2 separate regions of the Mus musculus genome follow, and region 2 is linked to region 1. Evidence: chromatin loops called from intact Hi-C (ENCODE). Cell type or tissue: gastrocnemius. All regions are shown on one strand. Links, peaks and the distances in the headings refer to the core of each region. The heading gives the core; the rest is flanking DNA. Region 1 has its middle 40 kb from the start of Gm11494. Region 2 overlaps Stxbp4 (syntaxin binding protein 4).

What was found. Peaks named below come from ENCODE experiments on the same cell type or tissue, not always from the same donor. Only the 100,000 strongest peaks of a DNase experiment are listed, where the experiment ranks them.
Region 2: it touches region 1 in a loop (14-fold over the local background); 36 of 42 quality-filtered maps call a loop at or near these places.

What each region holds. Positions count from the first base shown.
Region 1 is chr11:90,180,659-90,186,044 of GRCm38, reverse strand. No RefSeq gene overlaps it. Among named protein-coding and RNA genes, the nearest start is that of Gm11494, 40 kb to the right of the region's middle. In gastrocnemius, for the core only: a CTCF peak has its summit at 2,480 (motif pointing left); a DNase peak (open chromatin) is centred at 2,572; H3K27ac peaks cover 279 bases.
Region 2 is chr11:90,614,027-90,619,412 of GRCm38, reverse strand. Stxbp4 (syntaxin binding protein 4) reads left to right here. Exons shown (of 18, transcript NM_011505.2): 4 at 98-230. Among named protein-coding and RNA genes, the nearest start is that of Stxbp4, 21 kb to the left of the region's middle. In gastrocnemius, for the core only: a CTCF peak has its summit at 2,745 (motif pointing right); no DNase peak of the experiment used is centred there.

The sequences.
Region 1 (5,386 bases), core at 270-5,269:
ACAGAGAAAAGGAGAGAAGAGCGCAAGGTTAGTATTTCACCGTTCTCTGCTTCCTGGACCATGGCATGGCCTTCTCTGCTCTACTACACCTTCCTTGCCGTGATGCACTGTTCCCTCCCAATCCACCACCCGAAAGGAGTCCTTCCTGAAGCTGCTTCTGCAAGGCATTTGGATACTATGATAAAAAGCTAATTAAGAACTTCCCACAATTTATTTCCTTTCCTTGGTTTTAGTATGTGTATTTTTGGTCATACAGGACATCAATGGCCATTTCCCTAATGATAATGGCAGTCTCTTGATGCGCCTAGTTAAAGGCTGATGCATCCAGAGGTTGAGGTTGGCAGGTTTTTTTTTTTTTTTTGTTTCATTTTTGATTTAGCATTATTAAGCTCTAGTGAGCAACTTCTTGCAGCACCCATTTGTGAAGAACTTCCACAGGAACCCGAGGATTCAGCAATGCTTTAGAGGAGTGGTTCTCTGGTCCCATATCAGATATCCCGCATATCAGATATTTACATTGTAATTCATAACAGTAGCAAGATTATATTTATGAGGTAGCAACATAAATAATCTTATGGTTGGGGGTCACCATATTATGAGGAATTGTATTAAGGGGTGATACCATTAGGAAGGGTGAGAACCACTGCTTAATCTTTAGGAGATCTTTTTCCAAATAAAATATTCTATGGCTTAGTGGTTCTGGACTCAGAATGAGTGTTCCTCATAGGTTGTACATATGGGGCCATCCTTCTTGGACTCCATTGAGCTTCTTATTAGTGCAATGCCTGTATCATACCCAGGCTGACCTGGCGAAGATCTTTGAGACTTGAATCTTGGAGTCTGCATTAATAGGACTCTTCATGGATAATTTTGCTATGTAAGTATACGGAGTCTTCAGCATAAACTATGAAAGCAAAGTCTATGGCCATATTGCTTTGAACGTGCCCAGTCTCTTTCTAGTCTTGGAAGCCAAGCAGGGTTGGGTCTGGTTAGTATTCGGTCGGAAGAATAAGAAAGCAGAATGTTTGAATGGGCCTTGAATATCAGCCAAGAGATAACCCAGGATGTGTTCAATACATAGTCCAACAACTGCTCGATAGATTTGGAGAATTAATTTGGTCAAGAGGAAATCCTTTTCTTGGCAACACTTCCTGTTTACCAAGCTCCTAGGAGACAGGTGTTATAAATAGAGTGTCAATCTATTGAGCTCCTGTGTCTCACTGTGGGAGAACCATGCCTTGCTTTCCTCTTGAAGGCAGATCTATAGAAAAATCCATTTGCAATCAGGAAATTTCTTCTTGAGCACAGGACCCCAGTAAGTGGAATTGTCTTGAGTCTGCCAATCACAGGCTGGGGCCAGGCTTAAAAGGCTGCAGTCTACACCACACCCTCACCTTCTTTGCTCTCACTGAACTCTAGTATCTTAACTTTTGTAGTTACCTTGCACCTCCGAGGCCCTGGCATCACCATGGAATAATACGGGACATTTTGGCACCTTTAACCAGATACATAAATAAGTGTGAAAACTGAGTGTGAATGAAGACTCCTAGTACTATGGTCCATATTAATTAAAGTGGCTACTTTGCTCTTGTAAGTTGGGGTTGCCCTATAGGTTCCAGGTTCCTTTAGTGATAACCTCGATTCATGATGGTAAATCTGGCCTGGCTTCCCTTCACTCATCAATGTAATTGTGACGACTTTTCTCTTGGTGTCCTATTAATATTTGGATTAAGATTATTGATTACCTCTCTTGGCCTCAGGTTTTTAGCACCATCAGCACAGACATTTGTTCCTGTTGTTATTGTTGTGTGATTGCTCTGTCTCTGCTTAAACTTCATTTTCTGACCAGCTTTTCCCTCGTAGGTCTGCTTCTTGTAATGTCCAAGGTGAAATGAAGATGAAGCCTATCTCTTTTATTTAATCAATACTAAGATGCCTGCTTTCTCCTTCTTCTCCTTCCTCTTCCTCTTCCTCTTTCTTCTTCTTCTTCTTCTTCTTCTTCTTCTTCTTCTTCTTCTTCTTCTTCTTCTTCTCCTTCTTCTCCTTCTCCTTCTTCTCCTTCTTCTCCTTCTTCTCCTTCTTCTCCTTCTTCTCCTTCTTCTCCTTCTTCTCCTTCTTCTCCTTCTTCTCCTTCTTCTCCTTCTTCTCCTTCTTCTCCTTCTTCTCCTTCTTCTCCTTCTTCTCCTTCTTCTCCTTCTTCTCCTTCTTCTCCTTCTTCTCCTTCTTCTCCTTCTTCTCCTTCTTCTCCTTCTTCTCCTTCTTCTCCTTCTTCTCCTCCTTCTCCTCCTTCTCCTCCTTCTCCTTCTCCTTCTCCTTCTCCTTCTCCTTCTCCTTCTCCTTCTCCTTCTCCTTCTTCTTCTTCTTCTTCTTCTTCTTCTTCTTCTTCTTCTTCTTCTTCTTCACATTGTGGTCACCTTGTCCTTTGGGCTTGTCTTCTTTCATTGTATGAAGCCTTTTCCTTTTGTGCCATCTAGTGGTGACTGAATAAAGAAAAACAACTTGGCAATAGGTCAAGGATGGTGGCTGGCAGAAAAGGGGACTGTAAATACTAGTAACAAGCTGCTGCATTTCCAAACAACCCCTCAGGGTGGTCAGGATGTACGAGTTCCTTCATTCGCTGTGAACATTAACTGCACACTTACCATGCTGGCAGATGCTGGGGAGCTTTGCATTTGATTTGTGTGACTGTGGCACACATGCGGTGTTGCAGAGCTTGGGGGAAGGGTGAACCTCGGTCCCACCATTTGAGACTTATTCCCTGAATTTAGGAAAACTGAAGCTTAGAGAAGGGGTGGCACTTTATTTCCCAATTCTCTTCTCTGTCTCCTCTTCCTTCCTCCTCTTCCTCCTCCCCCACTCCTTTCTCTTCCCTTGTCTCTCCCTACTGCCTAAAATAGGGATCAAATATCTCTATAGATACTCTATACTCGGGAGGGAGACATTTATAACCCATAAGAGAGGTACCCCATCAGTTCTCACTTGTATTCACATATATTTGTACTAGAGTCCATTTTGACTGTGTACCAAGAACATTTCTTGAGAAATATGCACTCTACAATGTTGCAACACTATTGCATTTCAAGGTAACCAGAGTCTGATGTTTAAAATACCAAAATAATCTTTTGTATTTTAAATGTTGGATGGGAACTTATTCCTGGTATTAAGTACAGAGTTCCCTATGTCCTAAAAGTCCAAGGTTAATTTTTTAAAATGTCAGAGGCAAAAATATCATAAACCTACAAAAATTATGGGAGATTTCATTATTTTTTTAGTTGAAGATTGTGGCGGTTTGAATAGGAATGACCCACATAGACTCACCTGTTTGAATGCTTGTCCCATAAGAAATGGTGCTGTTAGGAAGAGTGACCTTGTTGGAGTAGGTGTGGCTTTGTTGGAATAGGTGTGGCCTTGCTGGAGGAAGTCTGTCACCATGGGGGTGAGCTTTGAGGTCTCAGCCAGTTCATTTCCTGCTGCCTTCAGATCAAAATGTAGAACTCTCAGCTCCTTCTCCAGCACCATGTCTGCTGGCATGCCACCATGTTTTCCGCCTTGACAATAGTGGACTGAACCTCTGAAACTTTAAGACAGTCCCAATTAAATGTTGTCCTTTATAAGAGTTGCCATGGTCGTGGTGTCTCTTCACTACAATAGAAACATAAGTCAGACAAGGACATTTAGGTTCAACAAAGTAATGTTTTCAGGCCAAACAGTAAATGACAGAAGGAAGACTAGAAGAGTTCTTTGCTTTCCTTTCTTTTTTTCCCTTTTTTTGGATGTGCTGGTGTTTGAACCCACGGCCTTGTGCATACTAGGCAAATACTCTACCTCTGAGCTACATCCTCTACCATAAGGTGAGATTATATATATATATATATATATATATATATATATATATATATATATGTGTGTGTGTGTGTGTGTGTGTGTGTGTTATTCTTTATTATATCATAATATAGAATATTTTTAAAATAATATTTTATTAATTCTTTGAGAATTTCATAAATGTATTTTGATCACATCTACCACTCTCTCAACTCCTCCCAAATCAGCCCCAACCAACTTTGTGTTTTTCTCTCCCTCTCTCTCTCCTCCCCTCCTCCCCTCCCTCTTTGTCTCATCAAGTCCCTTTGTGTTTCACAACTACTCTTGAGCATGGGGCCTGCTCTGGAGTGTGGCTGACACACCACGTGCCCCATCATTAAAGAAAACTGACTCTCCATATTAAGTTTTTGTGAATTGTTTGAGAATTGTATTCATGGGTGAACCTTTAGGATGATATTCAATTGCCTCTTGTCCCTAGTTCCTTCCAGACCCATCTTCCACCCATCAATATCTTTTAACTTCATATCCTCATCAAAAGAATAACACGTAAGTCTAACTTGTGCTGCCCACATGTTTGTGGGTGTGGGGCCATCCCCTGGAGGGTGCTGGGTGGACCACGTGCCACGCCCTTCTCAAGGAAGGACTCTGTGACTCTTAGTCTAGAGCTTTTTGTGCTGATGTTTCTAACTTGAGTGGAAAATCAAAGGTTACACTCTGCAGAGCAGTGGTTCTCAGCCTTCCTGATGCTGTGGCCCTTTCATACAGTTCTTCATGTTGTGGTGACTCCCAGCCGTGACATTATTTTCATTGCTACTTCATAACTGTAATATTGCTAGTGATGAATCATAAGGCAAACATATTATTCAGTGGTCTTAGGCGAACCCTGTGCAAGGGTCACTTGCCCCCCTCAAAAGGGACTCTACCTACAGATTAAGGACCTCTGCAGTAGCAACTAGTGCAATAGTGGCAGTGCCAAACAATGTCACTAATCTGCATTCTCAAACGATATCACTGAAGACAACTTCCAGCTCTTCCAGCTCTTTATCCCTGTAAATGCCCATGTGGCCCTCTGGCAGCCTCTGGAGAAATACTGTTACATTTTACCACTGAACCATTTCACAGTCCTCTCACTGCCCTGGGTGGAACGGTATCCCCTTCCCAAATTCACACCTATCTGGAACCTCAGAATATCGCCTCATTTGGAAACAAGGTATGCTGAGTTGAGGTACTTCTAGATAAGACTGCCTGAATCTGACACTGGTACCCTTAGTAGCATAGTGGAAGGACAAAGAGACACTGGGAGACAGAAATGCCATGCAGAGATGGAGGCAGAGATGGGAGTGCATAATTCATGGAACATGTAGGATTGCCAGCCATTACTAAAACTGGAAGAGACAGGAGACAGAGCTTCCCCCTGAACCTCCAGAAAGAAGCAGCCTCTTGACTTCAGACATCCGGTCCACAACTGAGGGGTTGAAATTTCTGCTTTAAACCATCTTTTGTGTGTGTGTGTGTGTGTGAGTTTCCTTTTAAAAAAGTAACACCCCCAGAGAATGAACAGACT
Region 2 (5,386 bases), core at 177-5,176, 430 kb before region 1:
AACTAGGTCTGACAATTTCATTTAATAAATAGCTTATAGAAAACTCTATATACAGATCTCTAGTCTAACCTGTTAGTGCTAATATATTTTATCCTAGGGATCCTGCCTTTCGGGTGATTACAGTTACTAAGGAAACAGGTCTAGGTCTGAAGATCCTAGGCGGAATTAACAGGAATGAAGGACCGCTGGTGTATATTCACGAAGTCATTCCTGGAGGTGACTGTTACAAGGTAAACAACTCCACATGCCCCACCACACCCCCCAAAAGCCAGTAATGACAAAATCCCACCGATGCCAAGATTCGTATTTTCTTCATCAGTAAATTTTTCATATAAGTTTAACGTCCTCAATGAAAGATACAAGGGGACCTTTACCCTCAAGGATGTTTGCCCTAAAAATAAATTCTCCAAGTATGCAGATAACAAGTATGTCTAACTATATGTATAACTCTAACTAAAGGTTGCATATTGCTTAGTTATATGCTGTTGAACTCATCTGTGAAGCAGAGTCCAAAGAAGGTATATCTGCAGACATGTTGCCAATGTACCTGCTGAGTTTGGATCAAGTTGGTTACCTGACCTGGAGAAGAAGGAGGAGGAGGAAGAGAACATAGAGGAGGAGGAGAAAGAAGAGGAGGAGGAGGCGGAGGAGGGAGGAGAGGGAGAAGGAAGAGGAGGAGGGGGAGGGAAAAGAAAGCAAGCAAGCAACAAACGAAACTGTCTCATTTCCTGATCTGCACTAATTCTCACTGACTTGGAGATTCAGCATCTGCATAAGAGCAAGATCTAGAGTTAAGAGCAGACGTGCCTGGCCTCCATTCCTTCGTCTCATCCTTGGTACAGAAAGTGTATGACAGCATCCGGTTCTTTATCTGCTGGACCAAAGTTTAAACAAAACTCCATAGCGCCAATAGACTATGCTATTGGCATTATCATTTCTTTGCAGTTTTATTTATATTAGCCTAGCTATCATGATAAAGGATCTTACAAGCTTATTCTTATCATTATTCCTTGAGGGTGGTTGTTAAATAAATAGTCCCACTTTAACCCTTCTCCCACTGCAGACACCTGAAAACAATTTGTCTTTTCAGTTGGGTTTTTATTTCCTCCCTATGGAAAAAAAAAGTGAGTTTCACCAAAATCATTTTAATGACTGAGCTGTTTCAGGTTTGTTCATCTCACAAGGCTTCTGTGTCAGCTTGACACAATATAATAATCTGAGAGGAGAAAAATGCAAGTGAGAAATTGTCTCTGTAAGATCCAGCTGTAGGAAAGCTAAGGTATTTCCTTAATTACTGTTTGATATATGAAGGTCCAGCCCATTGTGGGTAGGGACACCCTTGGGCTGGTGATCCCATGTTCAGTAAAAAAGCAAGCTGAGCAAGCTGTAAGGAGCAAGCTAGTTAGAAGCGCTCCTCTGTGGCTTCAGCATCAGCTCCTGCCTCCAGGTCCCTTTTCTGTTTGAGTTCTCGCCACCACTGTCTTCAGTGATGGACATTACCCGCAAGTGTGAACGAGTAAGCCCATTCCTCCCCAAGCTACTTTTGAGTGTTTCTTCACAGCAATAGAGACACTGAACATCTCTCCAATACACTTTTTAAGTTCTAAGTTATTAATGGTTTAAGGTATACAATGATAGATATATTTTAGCTATTCAAATTAAGTTATTAGCTAAAAGACAATTTAATGTTAAAGATAAACAAATTGAAGCCCCTCCCACCAATCCTTTTGGTAAGAAGTCGGAGGTTCACTCTCATTTCAGTTTTAAAGCTTAGAGATGTGGGCTGGGAGAAGGGAAGATATGGGGCATTTAGTATAGTTTAAGCTGTTTGCTTGCCTGCTTACTTGTTTGAGACAGAGACTTTAATGTTTTAATCCTGGTGTACCTGGCACTCATTTGTCACCCACACTGGACTCCAACTCATGTCGATTCTCCTAACTCAGCCTCCAAATGTTCACTATTCAAGGCACAGGTCACCATGCCTTGCTGCTTAATATACTTGGGGTAGGGTGCAGGAATAGTTCAAGGTGCCTGAGAAATAATACAGGTCTACCTTTAAAACAAGGAACAATTAATTTATCCTTTTTATTTCCACAAATATTTAAAATTAGACTAATAAATTGAAAGCAGTAATTTTAAATGGCTTTATCTGCAGTAAACCATAGCAAATTAAGAAACTATGTTCATGATATATATGCCTTTTCTTTTTTTAAAAAAATTTTTATTAGATATTTTCTTCATTTACATTTCAAATGCTATCCCAAAAGTCTTCTATACCCTTCCCCCACCCTTCTCCCCTACCCACCCACTCCCACTTCCTGGCCCTGCCGTTCCCCTGTACTGAGGCATATAAAGTTTGCTAGACCAAGGGGCCTCTCTTCCCAGTGATGGCCGACTAGGCCATCTTCTGCTACATATGCAGCTAGAGACACAAGCTCTGGGGGTACTGGTTAGTTCATATTGTTGTTCCACCTATAGGGTAGCAGACCCCTTCAGCTCCTTGGTTACTTTCTCTAGCTCCTCCATTGGGGGCCCTGTGTTCCATCCAATAGCTGACTGTGAGCATCCACTTCTGTATTTGCCAGGCACTGGCATAGCCTCACAGGAGACAGCTGTATCAGGGTCCTTTCAGCAAAATCTTGCTGGCATATGCAATAGTGTCTGCATTTGGTGGCTGATATATACCTTTTCTTGTTAGTTGAGGTGTGCAAAATCCATTCTGATGGATTGTTTTCTTCATTCACCACTAGAGAGCAGTGTGGAGTTATTAATGTTCAGGTCATGTGCAAAAGAAAACCAATTAGACAAAAAGTGTACAAGAATAAATAATCCTTGGCTCCTTATGTTTATTTTAATATTCCTTAAGATGGAATGCTGTGAGTAAACACAGAACAGATGCAATGTTACTGCAACTGGTTTTGATACTAATATGCTACTAGGGACCTTGATTCTGTTTTAAGCTTTCAACCACACTTGGGAGTCAACCACACACAAGATAGATAGATAGATAGATAGATGATAGATAGATAGATAGATAGATAGATAGATAGATAGATAGACAGACACAAGATAGATAGATAGATAGAGAGAGAGAGAGAGAGAGAGAGAGAGAGAGAGAGAGAGATAGATAAGTTGCCCAGGCTGGCAGATGGATCAATTGTTAGTTATTTTCAGAATTTTATGTGTCCTTTAACTTGACTATAATTTATTAAAACTCCTCTCTCTCTCTCTCTGTCTGTGTGTGTGTGTGTGTGTGTGTGTGTGTGTGTGTTTGTACTTGATTTTCTATGTCTTGACTAAATGTGTGTAGTACCTATGGATGCCCGAAGAGGACGACAGGTGTTCTGTAGCAGAATTCTTGTTAGCTCTTGTAGCTATACACTGAGAACAGCCCCACAGGTCCTGAGTAAGGAGAGGCGAGGATCTGAAAGCCCTTTCTCCCGCATGAGCTGGTCTCTGGCAGTCTAGAGCCCTCCGAGGCCGCCTTAAGCCTCTTGCTAACCTCAGCACTCCCTTGATCAGCTCTAACTTCCTGGTACAAATCTCCACTTAGTTCTCCTAGAGGGGTCCTAGGTGCAGCACTTCTGAGGCACAATCTGTGATGCTTAACCTCGCACCTTCCTCTCCTTTCTTCCCAAACAACGGCCTCTTTTCAATGGCTGTTCAGAGTCATGTCCTTCCTCCCATATCATTAAGATGTACCAGTTATCTTAGTATATACTGCTGACCTTTTTACTCTCTGTCTCTTAAACCCATTAATCAGTCAGGCAGCGCGCGCATGCACAAGCTTGTGTGTGTGTGTGTGTGTGTGTGTGTGTCTGTCTGTCTGTCTGTCTGTCTGATATAAGCACATGTGTGTATATTTGCTGGTACAATTACATGTATGTGTACACGAAAATGATGGAGGCCAAGGTTAATGTCAACCATCTTTATTTGTCACTCTCTACCTTAATTTTTGAGACAAAGTCTCTTACTGCTCTTAGATCTGGCTAATTAAGCTAGTCTGGCTAGAGCCCATTGCCTATCTCTGCCTTCCCAGCACTGGAATTGCATACACTTTATTATGTGTGTGATGGGGGTCTGTACTAGGGTTCTCCTGCTTGCAGAAAGGTGGGGTTTTTTTTTTTGGCTGAGCCATCTCTCTAGGCTCTGTCTTTAGGTTGTCATTGGCTTTTGTTGCAACTCTCAGTAGCTTTATCTACTCTTAATGCACCTTGCCTATTTCCTCTCCCACAAAGCTACCTTAGTATTATTAGTAACCTGTACGCCCCTGTGTAGACTGCTTCTGCCTTCAGCTCTTCTTTTCTCTAGCTCTACCCTTACAAGCTTGTCTTCCCTCTTTCTGAAAGAGCCATTCCTTCCTTATCTCGGTCTAGGTATATTGTTTCAGGACCAGTGCCTCCTTCTCATTCTACTGTTCCAGATATCAGTTTATAAAGCAGTTGGCAAAGGACTTGTTTCCTGTCCTCCGGTGCAAGTGCAGATAAGGCCAGGTTTTGTTTTTCCTGTATGTGTGGCTAGTTCTTGTTCCAGTGCTTCCTATCAGCTGACTCGGTGTCTAATGGTGCATCTGTGTCCCTGATCGCTTTAGCTCAGTCTAACCATTGCTCATTGTACCTCTTGATGGCAAAGACTCCATCCGATTTCTTCATCATCGTCATTCCCTTAGTGGGAGTCACTCAGATACTATTAATGAATGGCTTTGCCACAGTCATTCTGTCACAGTTCTCTCCACTATCCACTGCCACCAGCTTCCTTCCAGACCAAGGTTCATCTCCTTAGCCCTGTGTATCAGAGCATTGATAACATTTTAAATTGTTTGAATGATTGTTTTTCTCTCATTGCTAGTAACATAAAGAAGAACGCTTCTGTGTTGATTTGAAGGAACTTTGTGTATTGCATATAGTTGATCCTTAAGACATGTTCAAAATACATAGAAAAGCTCTCTATAGAACATGCACATGTAGCTATGTACTCTGCCTGTTTGCCTGGAAGAGTATATTTCCTCTCCTGCCTCTGAAATTGCAATGGCCCTCTGAGCCACTGCCATAGTATCCTCGGCAGCATTCTTCCTCGCCACATAAAGACATAATCTCATACAGCTATTTGTCATTTTACGTTTGATCGATTGAACAATTTATGTCAAGCTTGTAAGTAAAGACAAAGGTGCCACTGACATAAGTGCCCACGTTAGTAATGGTCACAAACTGGGGAGGGCCATATTTCACTTTCCGATTGTAGCTCCTTGGAGCATATGCTAAACACATTGCTGAACTAGGGTTAAAGCATTTGGATGCATGGGAGGGCAAAGCTTCTGGTAGACAGAGCCCAGTCCCATTGGTGCACACTGAGGGAGCAGTAGCCAAGACAGTTCACGTTGCAATGT